Regions from separate parts of the Homo sapiens genome. Here region 2 is linked to region 1. A link is a contact called in ENCODE POLR2A ChIA-PET data. All regions are on one chromosome and are shown on one strand. Each heading gives the region's core, a stretch centred on a gene start or an enhancer-like site at or near the end of the contact. The rest is flanking DNA. Distances are from core to core; before and after follow the strand shown. Region 1 holds the start of LRP1-AS (LRP1 antisense RNA). Region 2 overlaps STAT6 (signal transducer and activator of transcription 6).

Evidence for each region. ChIA-PET counts read pairs that join two places held with the same protein, here RNA polymerase II (POLR2A).
Region 2: POLR2A ChIA-PET joins it to region 1 with 22 read pairs in HepG2. The contact joins the enhancer-like site here to the promoter of LRP1-AS in region 1. POLR2A ChIA-PET finds 5 or more read pairs at or near these places in 14 of 52 experiments (AG04449, AG04450, BJ and 10 more).

What each region holds. Positions count from the first base shown.
Region 1 is chr12:57,144,957-57,150,739 of GRCh38, forward strand. It overlaps LRP1-AS (LRP1 antisense RNA), which reads right to left and starts at 2,663. Exons shown (of 2, transcript NR_131938.2): 1 at 2,483-2,663; 2 at 1-127. It overlaps LRP1 (LDL receptor related protein 1), which reads left to right. Exons shown (of 89, transcript NM_002332.3): 5 at 16-144; 6 at 271-534. RefSeq lists enhancers at 1,277-2,205, 4,063-4,990.
Region 2 is chr12:57,098,629-57,104,411 of GRCh38, forward strand. It overlaps STAT6 (signal transducer and activator of transcription 6), which reads right to left. Exons shown (of 22, transcript NM_003153.5): 12 at 4,201-4,293; 13 at 3,662-3,868; 14 at 1,368-1,462; 15 at 1,139-1,275; 16 at 666-812; 17 at 387-450; 18 at 164-274. Among named protein-coding and RNA genes, the nearest start is that of STAT6, 9.8 kb to the right of the region's middle. RefSeq lists enhancers at 1,392-1,914, 3,197-3,697, 3,698-4,198. Within about 2 kb of position 3,308, at least 2 of the 41 ENCODE cell types and tissues checked have a DNase peak (open chromatin) inside an H3K27ac peak, as active enhancers do.

The sequences.
Region 1 (5,783 bases), core at 1,413-3,912:
CCCTTTCCTCGGCAGATTTTGATGAGTGCTCAGTGTACGGCACCTGCAGCCAGCTATGCACCAACACAGACGGCTCCTTCATATGTGGCTGTGTTGAAGGATACCTCCTGCAGCCGGATAACCGCTCCTGCAAGGCCAAGAACGGTGGGTGGGGTTGCCTCTGGCCACAGTGCTAACTAAGCCCCCTCAATGCTGTTCCCTGGTGGGTGGTGGCCTGAGAGGTGGTCCTAGAGCCCTGGCTGCACGGACTCTTCTCTTCCCCATTCCCAGAGCCAGTAGACCGGCCCCCTGTGCTGTTGATAGCCAACTCCCAGAACATCTTGGCCACGTACCTGAGTGGGGCCCAGGTGTCTACCATCACACCTACGAGCACGCGGCAGACCACAGCCATGGACTTCAGCTATGCCAACGAGACCGTATGCTGGGTGCATGTTGGGGACAGTGCTGCTCAGACGCAGCTCAAGTGTGCCCGCATGCCTGGCCTAAAGGGCTTCGTGGATGAGCACACCATCAACATCTCCCTCAGTCTGCACCGTGAGTCACCTGCTCTCAGCTTGGAGGGCTGGGGAGGGTAGGGGAGACAGGGAAGGTGGACCCTATCTTGAACAGAGGCCGGGAGTTACACAGGATGGTCCTGTCTGGGGCAGGAGAAGCAGGAGGCTGGATACAATGGTGTGTGTTTGAGGCAGGGGCAGAGCCACCGGCACGCTCCCTCCCAGCTCTCTGAGCAAGTGTCTGGATGGCCCCTGCATTTCTGGCCAAGGGCTGAGGGGGCAGTGAATGGTCAATCTCCAGAGACCAGGGACTGTCCCTTCTCTGAGAGGGGAGTGTTGACTAGACTGCAGAGGGACTTTCCGGTGCAGTGGGAGCCAAGGCTAGGGAAAGAAGGAGCGGAAGCCTGAGGTGCCCTGTTAGGCTGCAGCTGAGGGTAAAGGAGCTGGGGCCCAGCTGCTCTGTCTCCATGGGCCATCGTTTCCCTCGGGGACCATTGCCAATGGACTCTCTGCTGCCATCGGGGGAGGGCAGTACTGAGGTTATTTCTCTGTGGCTTTGTGGCAGTGAATGAGGCTGGGAGAGGAGCGTGAGCCACATGAGATTTTAGAATATCCTGGATGCTTCCATTCAGGCTTCTCCCTAGGCTACACTTTTGCTATCCTAGTTGTGGAAGAAGGGGTGTCACAGAAAGGGGCACGAGCATAGCTGGGTGTAGACCCACTGCCGGGAACAGCCCTGCCCATCTCAGAGGCTGTTACACCAGCAACCTTAAAAGTCAACATCTGGCAGCATCACATTTCCAAAGAAATGCACCACAGGGCTGAGAGGAAGAATCTGGCCTGTGGTTGATCTGACCCCCTAAGGGAGATTAACTTGATCTGTAACTGTTTAGTAAACCAGAATTCCCATCTCTGCCTTGGTTTCCTAATCTGCATAATGGGTTTGAGCTTGTCTGTCTAGATCAGATTAACTGGAGTGAAAGCCAGTGGTAAAGGACAGCACACTTTGAAGTTGAGGATTGTGAACCTTGGGCCTCTCTAGAAGATCTTCAAGTTTCTTTATTTGGTTCTTGTGATGAAAAGAAAGATCCCAGGAGGTTACAAGGGATTCATTCTGGGAGAGAGAAAGGCCCCTCCCCGGGATGGTGGCGAGCAGGGGTTCCTCTGAGAGCCCTCACTCTCCGTGGCCTCAGCGTAAGGTTCACATTTCTGCCTTTGGCTCCTCCAGAGCATCCCTGATAGCGTCCTTGGGCTGCTGCTGTCCACAGCTCACCTGTGATCAGACATGTGTCCTCCTTGGGGTGCTGAGCTGGGGGCTGTCAAGCCTGGTTGGCTGAGCTCTTAACGAGTGGGCGACTCAGGGAACCCCATGGCTGATGGGGTGGGATTGGTGCTAGACCCTCTTGTGCAGCTGCCCTCCCCCTGTTCCTTGTCCACTGACCTACTCAACAGGCCTGTCTGGGCAGACAGCTTGTCAGTTTCCTCCCCAGCCCTGCATCTTGCCATACAGTGGGCTTCTGGGTAGGTGGCTATGGGGTGTCCTGGAGGTAACCTTCTCAACTTCTACTCTGGCCTCATCTCCTTATCTGACTTCCTCCCCAGGAGAAGCTGGTACCCCTCCCTTGGCAAACAGATTTGCCTTGCCTCCCAGTCTGCTAAACTCACTGGGCCTCTCAGGGGCAGAGTCCAGGAGGCTAGAAGAGTCCAAGGGGAAATGCTTGTGGGGTAAATGAGTGGGTTTCTCTCATCCCAGCTTCTGTCCCTTCCTCCCTGCCCTCCCCCTGCTCCACGTCCCTGCCGCCTGAATGTCTGGCTGTCACCCTGAGGATGGTTGTTTTGCTCTCTCCCACAAACTAATTATGGGTCCCAAACTGAGGACGTCAGTGTCTCTCCCCTAGCCCCTCCCCCAGTTTCTGGGTCATCCCCCTCCCCAGGAGATGCTGACTGGCCTGCCCTGGTGTGTAGGGTGGCTGGTCCCAGGCACTCACCTGCACAGTGGCTGCTGGCCTGTAATTAGCTCCCCAAGGAGGACGAAGAAGAAAGGCTGCAGCTTTCCCCTGCTTTCACTCTGCCCTCCAGGGCAGCCCTCCCTGCAAGCCTTCCATTCTGTGCTGTGACTGTGACCTCTGTTGGACCCCTGGGGCTGAGCCTCATGCAGCAGGGGTGCACACAGAGGGAGGAGTCTGACAATTGAGGGGTGTTCGAGCCAGCGAGGCCAGCCCGCTGGTGCAGGCAGAAGGGGGAGCCTGCCCCAGAGAAAACTCTGGAAGCAGAAATAGAATAGAAAGAAGGAAGGAGGCCAGGAAATGAGCCTGGTTCACATGTGTCCTGGGCCATGTGAGTCAGACCTGTTGTGGAGTCCTGAGAGCCCCCGAGGGCCCCCCTGAGGCCCTGCAGTGTGTGAACATTCCTCTTCAATGCCCCAGGGCTGCTGACCCTCCTGCCTCAGGCCCAGTGTTATCCCCCTGGATTGGGTGGGTCATCTCTTTTCCTCCCACCTGAGATTACCTCCCCCTCCCCTCTGCCGCTGGCCCAGTGGTTTGGGGAGGTCTATGAGGCTCGAATTCCAAGACCAGAGAACTCCATGGTGAGAGCCGGAAGAGAAGGCAAGACCCTTGGCCAGTACCAAGAGCAGCCCTGGCTTTCACTACTGCTTTCTCAAAGGGGCTATGCATTGATTTGATTTTAGATGGTACCTGGACAAGCTTTTTTTTTTTTTTTTTAACTGTTATAGTTACGTTTTTATTTGATATGCATTAGGAAACTCCTGTAACTAGCACATCAAATCTGTTACTTCAGCAATTGTTTAGCATGCAGCGAAATAAGAAAAGTAAGTTAATTGAAATAACTGGTAATAAACAGTAGCGCAAGCTGTACATAAGCATGGTAGACATTTTGAAAGTGATACACAAAAGACTAAAGTTCTGAAAATTGAGGCCCAGAGGGATCAACAGGCCTGATAGTCCCTTAGTCAGGAACCAGGCCTGCGCACTCTCACCCCCACCTCTGACCAGTCTCTCAGCTCCAGAGGCCTATGGAGCCTGTAACCCAGCTTTGTCCAGCCTCCTGCCAGGCTGCCCCTGGGCAGGCCTGGTGGTGCAGTCTACCGACCCCAGCCCAGCCCTGCATTTCCTAAGCTGAGCTCCTCTGATCTGTATTCCCTTCACCTTGGAGGATGCCACCACTGTAGAAAGAATGAGGCAGACTGCAAGATTGGGGTCCTGGGAACATGGGTGTGTATGGTGAGGGGAGGTTCTGAGGTTGTAAATAGAGGCCTTGAAGGAAATCGGGTTTGCTGAAGTCACTCAGGAGTTTGGACTGTGTGTGAAAGGATGGTCTGAAGGGGCTCTCAGAGGTCTCAGGGTTCCCCTCCCTGCACCATGCTGCATGGGGAAGAAGGAGGTGGCTGGGGAGCTCAGCAAAGGGCCCCTAGGCTGCAGGCAGCAAGGTTGCGAAATGGGTCCCAGGTCCAGCTGGCCAACTTCACTTTTCCCTTCCTCTCCCTTTCTTTTATTTATTTATTTTTTTAGTGTGTGTGTTTTCGAAATCACAACAGGAAATGGGGTAGTGATTTGTCTAGAGGGGAGGCAAAGAAGGGGCAGACAGCAGTCCCTCTGAGTCTAATGAACTGGCTGCTGCTGCTGGAAGGGGTGCTACCTCCCCACTGTGCTGGGCACCCCTGGACCCTCTCAGCCTCCCACCCTGCCTACAAAGCACTTCCAGACTTCACATGTGAAAGCTAACCATGCCCATCCTTGGCCTTTCTGACCCATGGGATGCCAGGCTGTTTGGGGAGGGGTGGCTCTAGCCACCCCACTCTTTGGCCTTAGGCCCCCTGCATCCTGGCACTTTTGCTTCCCATTCCTGTTCTGAGTTTCCTAATCATTTAACAGCTCACTCTTGCTCCTCCTCTCTCCTGGCCCGGGCCAGCCCTGTGTCTCCCGGCCCAGATCCAGCCCTGTCCTCTCCTCCCCCGCTGTCTCCTTGAAATTGCCTCTCCACCCAGACTGCTCCCAGCACTCCCCTTGCTGTTTTCAAGCCAAAGGAAGTAACTTAAGCAAGAGAGATGTGTTTTAGAGCCCGGCAAGGATTTCTCAATAGAGGGAAGACCCTAAGATGGGCTGAGTGGAATCCAGGCATCATCCCTGGGATCTAGGTCGAAATGCCTCTTGGGGACCTAAGCCAGGCAGGGGAAGGTAGCAGGACATAACCACAGGCTGGAATCACAGGCAGGAGCAGGAAGAGAGCCCAGGAGAACGAGGTGACACAACACGGCTAAGCTCCAGACTGGCTGGTGGAAGGAAGAGCTGAAGTCGGGACCCAGCAGGAAACAAGGAGCATGAGGCCACATCGTTTAGCAGAGCTTCTGCCAGGCTCGCCAGGAGGTCTCCTTCCCACCTTCGAAGTCCTCAGACTCTCCGCCATCTCTCCCAGGCCCAGGCGAGATCCCTGAGTAGGATTACTAGACAGACTGTCCTCTCCCACTGTCTTGGAGTGTCCCAAGGCCAGAGAGGCAGGATCCTGGCAGTAGAAGAGAGGGGGAAAATGATGTCCCAGCTCTAGAACAACAGACTCAGTCTTCAATAAATATTTGTTCAATGGATCAATACATGTGTGTCAGACGCCTGAGACAAAGACAAAAGGCAGCGCTCTCCTTACAGTATTTGCAGTCAGGTGAAGAGGCCATGATCAAAGAAGCTCCAGAGGCCTATGGAGCCTGTAACAGGAAAACTTCCTTCTTTTTTTTTTTTTTTTTTTTGAGATGGAGTCTCACTCTGTCGCCCAGGCTGGAGTGCAGTGATGCAATCTTGGCTCACTGCAAGCTCTGCCTCCCGGGTTCACGCCATTCTTCTGCCTCAGGCTCCCGAGTAGCTAGGACTACAGGTGCCCGCCACCACGCCTGGCTAATTTTTTGTGTTTTTAGTAGAGACAGAGTTTTACCATGTTAGCCAGGATGGTCTCGATCTCCTGGCCTCATGATCCACCTGCTTCAGCCTCCCAGAGTGCTGGGATTACAGGCGTGAGCCACTGAGCCTGGCCTTGAAAACTTCCTTCTAATAGGGCAAGCTTCCTTCTGGGAGCCTGAGCCGAGTCTTGACGAGTAGTAGGTGTTAGCCCCAAATGGCCCACCTGGAGGGCCCACCTAGAGTCAGGAGGCCACAGGGCTCTGGCTGGAGGCACAGAGGGCGACTTGGTGGAAAAGGTGGGAAAGGATGGGTTCAGGGAGGGGAGGACATGGTGGGAACCGCAGCCCCCATGTGGGGAGTGTTTATCATGCACCAGGCCTCA
Region 2 (5,783 bases), core at 2,058-4,557, 46 kb before region 1:
GCCCTTCTCCTGGACACCACCACACCCTGCTTTTGAACAGGTGTCCCTCTCATGGAAAGGAAGATTCCCTGTTCAGCCCCCAGTGCCAGCTCTCCCAGCTGCCCATGCTAAGATTAGCCCATCTGCACAGACCACTCCCATTCCTGTCTTTCCAGCTCCTTACACCATATCTGGGCCAAGCTGCATGCTCATGGAGGAATCAGGGGCCATTCCAAGGTCATAAGAAGGCACCATGGTAGGCATCTGGAGCTCTGGGGTAGGAAGTGGTTGGTCCCTGGAGGAGGGAAGGAGGTACATGTGACTGACCAAGGGTTGATGCCACCCCTCCTTCCTGCAGATAAGCACTAAGCCCCTGACCTACCCACTGTCCATACCACCACACTCACCTTTCCACGGTCATCTTGATGGTAGCTGGGACATAACCCCTGCCATCCTTACCCATCTGTTCAGCTGTTGTGAGAAGGAAAAGACAGCCATGGAGTGCTCTGGGGTTAGGGAGGAAGGGAGGTGGAAAAGGTGGGCATGGATCATGGGGAAGTAAGAGAAGCACAGCTATGAAATAGGGAGTGACATCAGGATGACACGCGGGCAGGGAGAGGAGGGCAGCGGGGAGCAGGGAGGAAGTGGGTGACAGGAAGGAATCAGAGCTGCCAGTTCCAGCTCACGCTTGTAGTGGCTCCGGAAAGCCTCATCCTTGGGCTTCTTGGGATAGAGATTTTTGAGCTGAGCAAGATCCCGGATTCGGTCCCCCAGTGAGCGAATGGACAGGTCTTTGGCAGAGAATGGCTGGATGTTCTCTATCTGTGGAGAGCCTATGGTAGGAAGGAGACCCTGAGATCCCTCTGTCCGGACTTTCTTCCCCTTCCCCAACCCCTACCATAAGACCTGTTCTCACTCCACCAAGGCAAGGGAGAGAGGACCTAGGGTGGGGCTCCTGAGGGAGAGAGACCCACTAGTCTCCGTTCCCACAGAGCTCACAGTGAGAAGGTGAACATTTAGACCACAGAAGGAAGAAGAGAAGCTGGAAGAACTTCCTGAAGATCAGGATCGGCATCAGGAAGGTCAGGACATTTCATTCCCAGAAGAAACCCCAGAGGGCACAGGCACAGAGACAGAGGACTGGCTGGGGTGGCCTCACCATCCTGGCCCCGGATGACATGGGCAATGGTGATGCCCCCAATCTCTGAGTCGCTGAAGCGGAGGAGAAAGGTTCCGTCGGGCTCATTGAGAAGAAGGCTAGTAACGTACTGTTTGCTGATGAAGCCAATGATCAGCCTGGCCGGGATGAAGGAGAGGATGGGGCATGGGCAGTGAGTATGGAGGTGACTGGTGTATGGCTGCTCAGACTACCCAGGGTGGGGACTCACCGGTCAGACCAGTAGCTCCGGAGACAGCGTTTGGTGAGGTCCAGGACACCATCAAACCACTGCCAAAAGGTGAAGCCACGGCCCAGCAGGATCTCCTAGGGGGAGAGGGGGAAAGGTGTGAGCCGAGGGAGGGCCAGAGCTGGAGCCTGTTTAGGGCAGGCAGTGAGCTGTGAGTGCCCTCACGACAGAATCACAGGGCTGAGGATCAGACCGAACCTGAGACTCCATCAATGACAACGACCAATCCTAATGCTTACACGTGCCAGCCACTATTTCAAGCCTTTCCATATATTTATTTGCTCTTTACCAGGCTATGGAAGTAGGGATTATAATAATTCCATCTTACAGATGAAGAAATGGAAGTCCAAAAACGTCGAATGACTTGCCCAGGTCTACATAGCTGGTAAGAGGCAGAGCTAGGATTTAAACCCAGGCATTCTGGCCCTGGAGCCCCTCTTAACTACTATGCTACACCCTCTCCCTAAGGAGGTGTGGCAGAGGTGACGCCCAAAGGAAGGTAACCTGCTGGGTGTGACTGTCTTGCTCCCTTTAGCTAACACACCCTCTGGTCACATGAGCATTTCTTTCTTCTCTTTAAAGATTCTGTCTCACACAAAAGAAAGAAAAAGAGAGAAAGAGAAAGAGAAAGAAAGAAAGAAAGAAAGAAAGAAAGAAAGAAAGAAAGAAAGAAAGAAAGAAAGAAAGAGAAAGAAAGAAAGAAAGAAAGAAAGAAAGAAAGAAAGAAAGAAAGAAAAGAAAAAAAAACCAAAACATAAAATAACATAATATAACATAAAATAAAAGAGCAAGAGTCAGAAATATGTGGTTCTCTCCTAGCCATGGCACTCACCTGCTTTGGGAACTTGAACAAACTACATAACCCTCTGAGCATCAGATTCCTCATCTGTAAAATGGGGATAATAATAGTATCTACCTCAAAGAGATGTTGGGAGGATTAAGTGAGATAACATACATAAGGTGTTAAGCACAGCGCCTGGCATATAAGCTGTCAACACGTGGTAGCTGGTATTACTGCACATGTCCCTGTGGGATTTTGTTCAGTTTTTGCAACAGGAATTCTTTTTCTTTCTTTCTTTCTTTCTTTTTTTTTTTAGACAGAATCTCATTCTGTTGGCAGGCTGGAGTGCAGTGGCACAATCTTGGCTCGCTGCAACCTCTGCCTCCCAGGTTCAAGTGATTCTCCTGCCTCAGCCTCCCGAGTAGTTGGGACTACAGGCATGCGCCACCATGCCCAGGTAATTTTTGTATTTTTAGTAGAGACGGGGTTTCACCATGTTGGTCAGGATGGTCTCGATCTCTTGACCTTGTGATCCGCCCGCCTCAGCCTCCCAAAGTGCTGGGATTACAGGTGTGAGCCACCACACCTAGCCTTTTTTTTTTTTTTTTTTGATACAGAGTCTTGCCCAGGCTGGAGTGCAATGGTTTCATCTTCCCTGCAGCCTCTACCTCCTGGGTTCACCTCCTGCCTCAGCCGAGTAGCTGGGATTACAGACGCAAACGACCACTCCTGGCTATTTTTTTGTTTTTAGTAGAGACGGGGTTTTGCCATGTTGGCCAGGCTGGTCTCGAACTCCTGACCTCAGGTGATCTATCCGTCTCGGCCTCCCAAAGTGCTGGGATTACAGGCATGAACCACCATGCCTGGCCTTTTTTTTTTTTTTTTTTTGAGACAGAGTCTTGCTCTGTCACCCAGGCTTGAGTGCAGTGGTATGATCTCAGCTCACTGCAACCTCCACCTCCTGGGTTCAAGCAATTCTCCTGCGTCAGCCTCCCATGTAGCTGGGATTACAGGCATGTGCCACCGCAACTGGCTAATTTTTGTATTTTTAGTAGAGATGGAGTTTCACCATGTTGGCCAGGCTGGTCTCAAACTCCTGACCTCAGGTGATCCACCCACCCCGGCATGTCAAAGACTGGGATTACAGGCATGAGCCGCTGTGCCCGGCCAGGAACTATTTTTCCAACAGGTCAAAGTCACTTTGAATCAGAGCTCTGTTTACACACAACCTGGGTGAGTCATGCAAGTCACTGGTAAAGAGGAAGGACAGATGGCCCCCAGACCAAAACCTCAGGGATGTCAGAGAACGCATCTCCAGAGCCAACCCCCAGGCCTGGGGTTTTTCCTCCCTGGTCCATGACAGGCCTTCCTAAAGGACCTGAGGGGGCACTGTGGAGAATCCAGTGGAAGGTCCCTGCATGGAGGCTGAGCAGGCCCTGAGTGCCCCAGGGATGAAGAGCTTGGGGGTGGGAGGTCCAAAGGGCAGGAGAATGACCTTGTTGAACTGCGACCAGGACACAGAACGGTGCTGGAAGGCCTCCATACTGAGGCTGTTGTCATTGAAGATCTTCTGGGCCAGGAAGAGGAAGTGCTCTGGGAGCAGCCCCCGGTTGGTCCCCACCTCAGCCATGAACTTCAGGTTCAGAGTTTCACACATCTTCTCCCAGGGCACCCGCTCAGCCACCACAAAGGGCACGCGGTCCTGGGGAGAAGGGGGAAGAAGAGAGCACTGCAGGCTACCGTCTTGTTATTCCTCGGGCCGGCCTTCATCCCTCCCACCTGCCTGTGGCCTACCCCTCCACAGCCCCTGATATCGCTCACAAACATGCTGTTTTTTCTAGGTTACAGTGCTGTGGCCTGATAGTTGTTAAGACTGGGGTGAAAAGAGGTCAGAAGCACGAAAGCAGGCCCATGAGAAAGTGTTAAGGTCACACCCATTTAAACATGCCCACCACCCCATCAGCAGGCCTGCACCACTGCCCATGTTAGAACCCACCCTGCCCCTGTTCCCTCCAACTCCAGGACTTTCCTCACCATCTCAGAGAAGGCATTGTCCCACAGGATAGTGGCTTTGGCATTGTTGTCTTGGTTGCCATGGACGATGACCACCAGGGGCAGAGACAGGGCCTGAAGAGGGTGAGGACAGGGGTTTCTTTTCTTTCTTTCTTTCCTTTTTTTTTTTTTTTTTTTTTTTTTTTTTTTTTTTTTTTTTTTTTTTTTAGATAGTATCTCACTCTGTTGCCCAGGCTGGAGTGCAGTAGTGCAATCTCAGCTCACTGCAGCCTCAGCCTTCAGGGCTCAAGTGATCCTTCCACCTCAGCCTCCTGAATAGCTGGAACTACAGAAATGTACCACCTAATCCAGCTAATTATTTATTTATTTATTTTTGAGACAGAGTCTCGCTCTGTCACTCAGGCTGGAGTGCAGTGGCGCGATCTTGGCTCACTGCAAGCTCTCCCTCCCAGGTTCACGCCATTCTCCTGCTTCAGCCTCCCGAGTAGCTGGGACTCAGGCGCCCGCCACCATGCCTGGCTAATTTTTTGTATTTTTAGTAGATACGAGGTTTCACCGTGTTAGCCAGGATGGTCTCGATTTCCTGACCTCATGATCCGCCCGCCTTGGCCTCCCAAAGTGCTGGGATTACAGGCGTGAGCCACCATGCCCGGCCAATTTTTTATTTTTTGTAGAGATTGGATCTCCCTATGTAGCCCAGGCTGGTCTTAAACTTGCAGGCTCAAGCGATCCTCCTACCTTGGCCTCCCAAAGTGCTGAGTTGTTTTGTTTTGTTTTTGAGACATAGTCTTGCTCTGTCGCCCAGGCTGAAGGGCAGTGGCGCAATCTTGGCTCACTGCAACCTCCGCCTCCTGGGTTCAAGCGATTCTCCTGCTTAGCCTCCCGAGCAGCTGGGACTACAGGCCTGCACCACCACGCCCAGCTAATTTTTGTATTTTTAGTGGAGACGGGGTTTCACCATATTGGCCAGGCTGGTCTTGAACTCCTGACCTTGTGATCTACCCACCTCGGCCTCCCAAAGTGCTGGGATTACAGGCTTGAGCCACCATGCCCAGCCGGACAGGGGTTTCTTAGTGAAGCAAGAAGTTTCCTCAGGGGACTGGCTCTGAGCACTCAGAGAAGTTATTGGACTCACACATCATAATCAAAAAGCTCATGCCATGTTATTAAATGCGTTCTGAAGCTCAATCAGGGCCTCACCGTAGAGAAGTGGTTATTAGTCATCGCTATGGAACCAGACCTCCAGGTTTCAAATACCAGCTCCAACACTTAGCTGTGTGACTGGGACAAACTACTTAAACTCTCTGTCTCAATGTCCTTATCTATAAAATGAGGCTGATAATACTGCCTACCTCATAATGTTATTGTGAAAACCAGACGTGTGTGTGCTGGCACGCATGTGCGTATGTATCATTTAATAGAGTGCCCTGGTCTATAGGAAGTGCTTCCGAAGTGTTTGCTGCTATCCACTACCATTCCCTGCCCTGTGCACTCCATGCTCTTGCTCACCCCCACTCACCCGGGCCCCAGTGTGCATGAATCCCAGACACATGGGGTATGGGGCAGTCACAAGAGGTGAGGGTCCAGGGCCCTTGTGTGTGGCA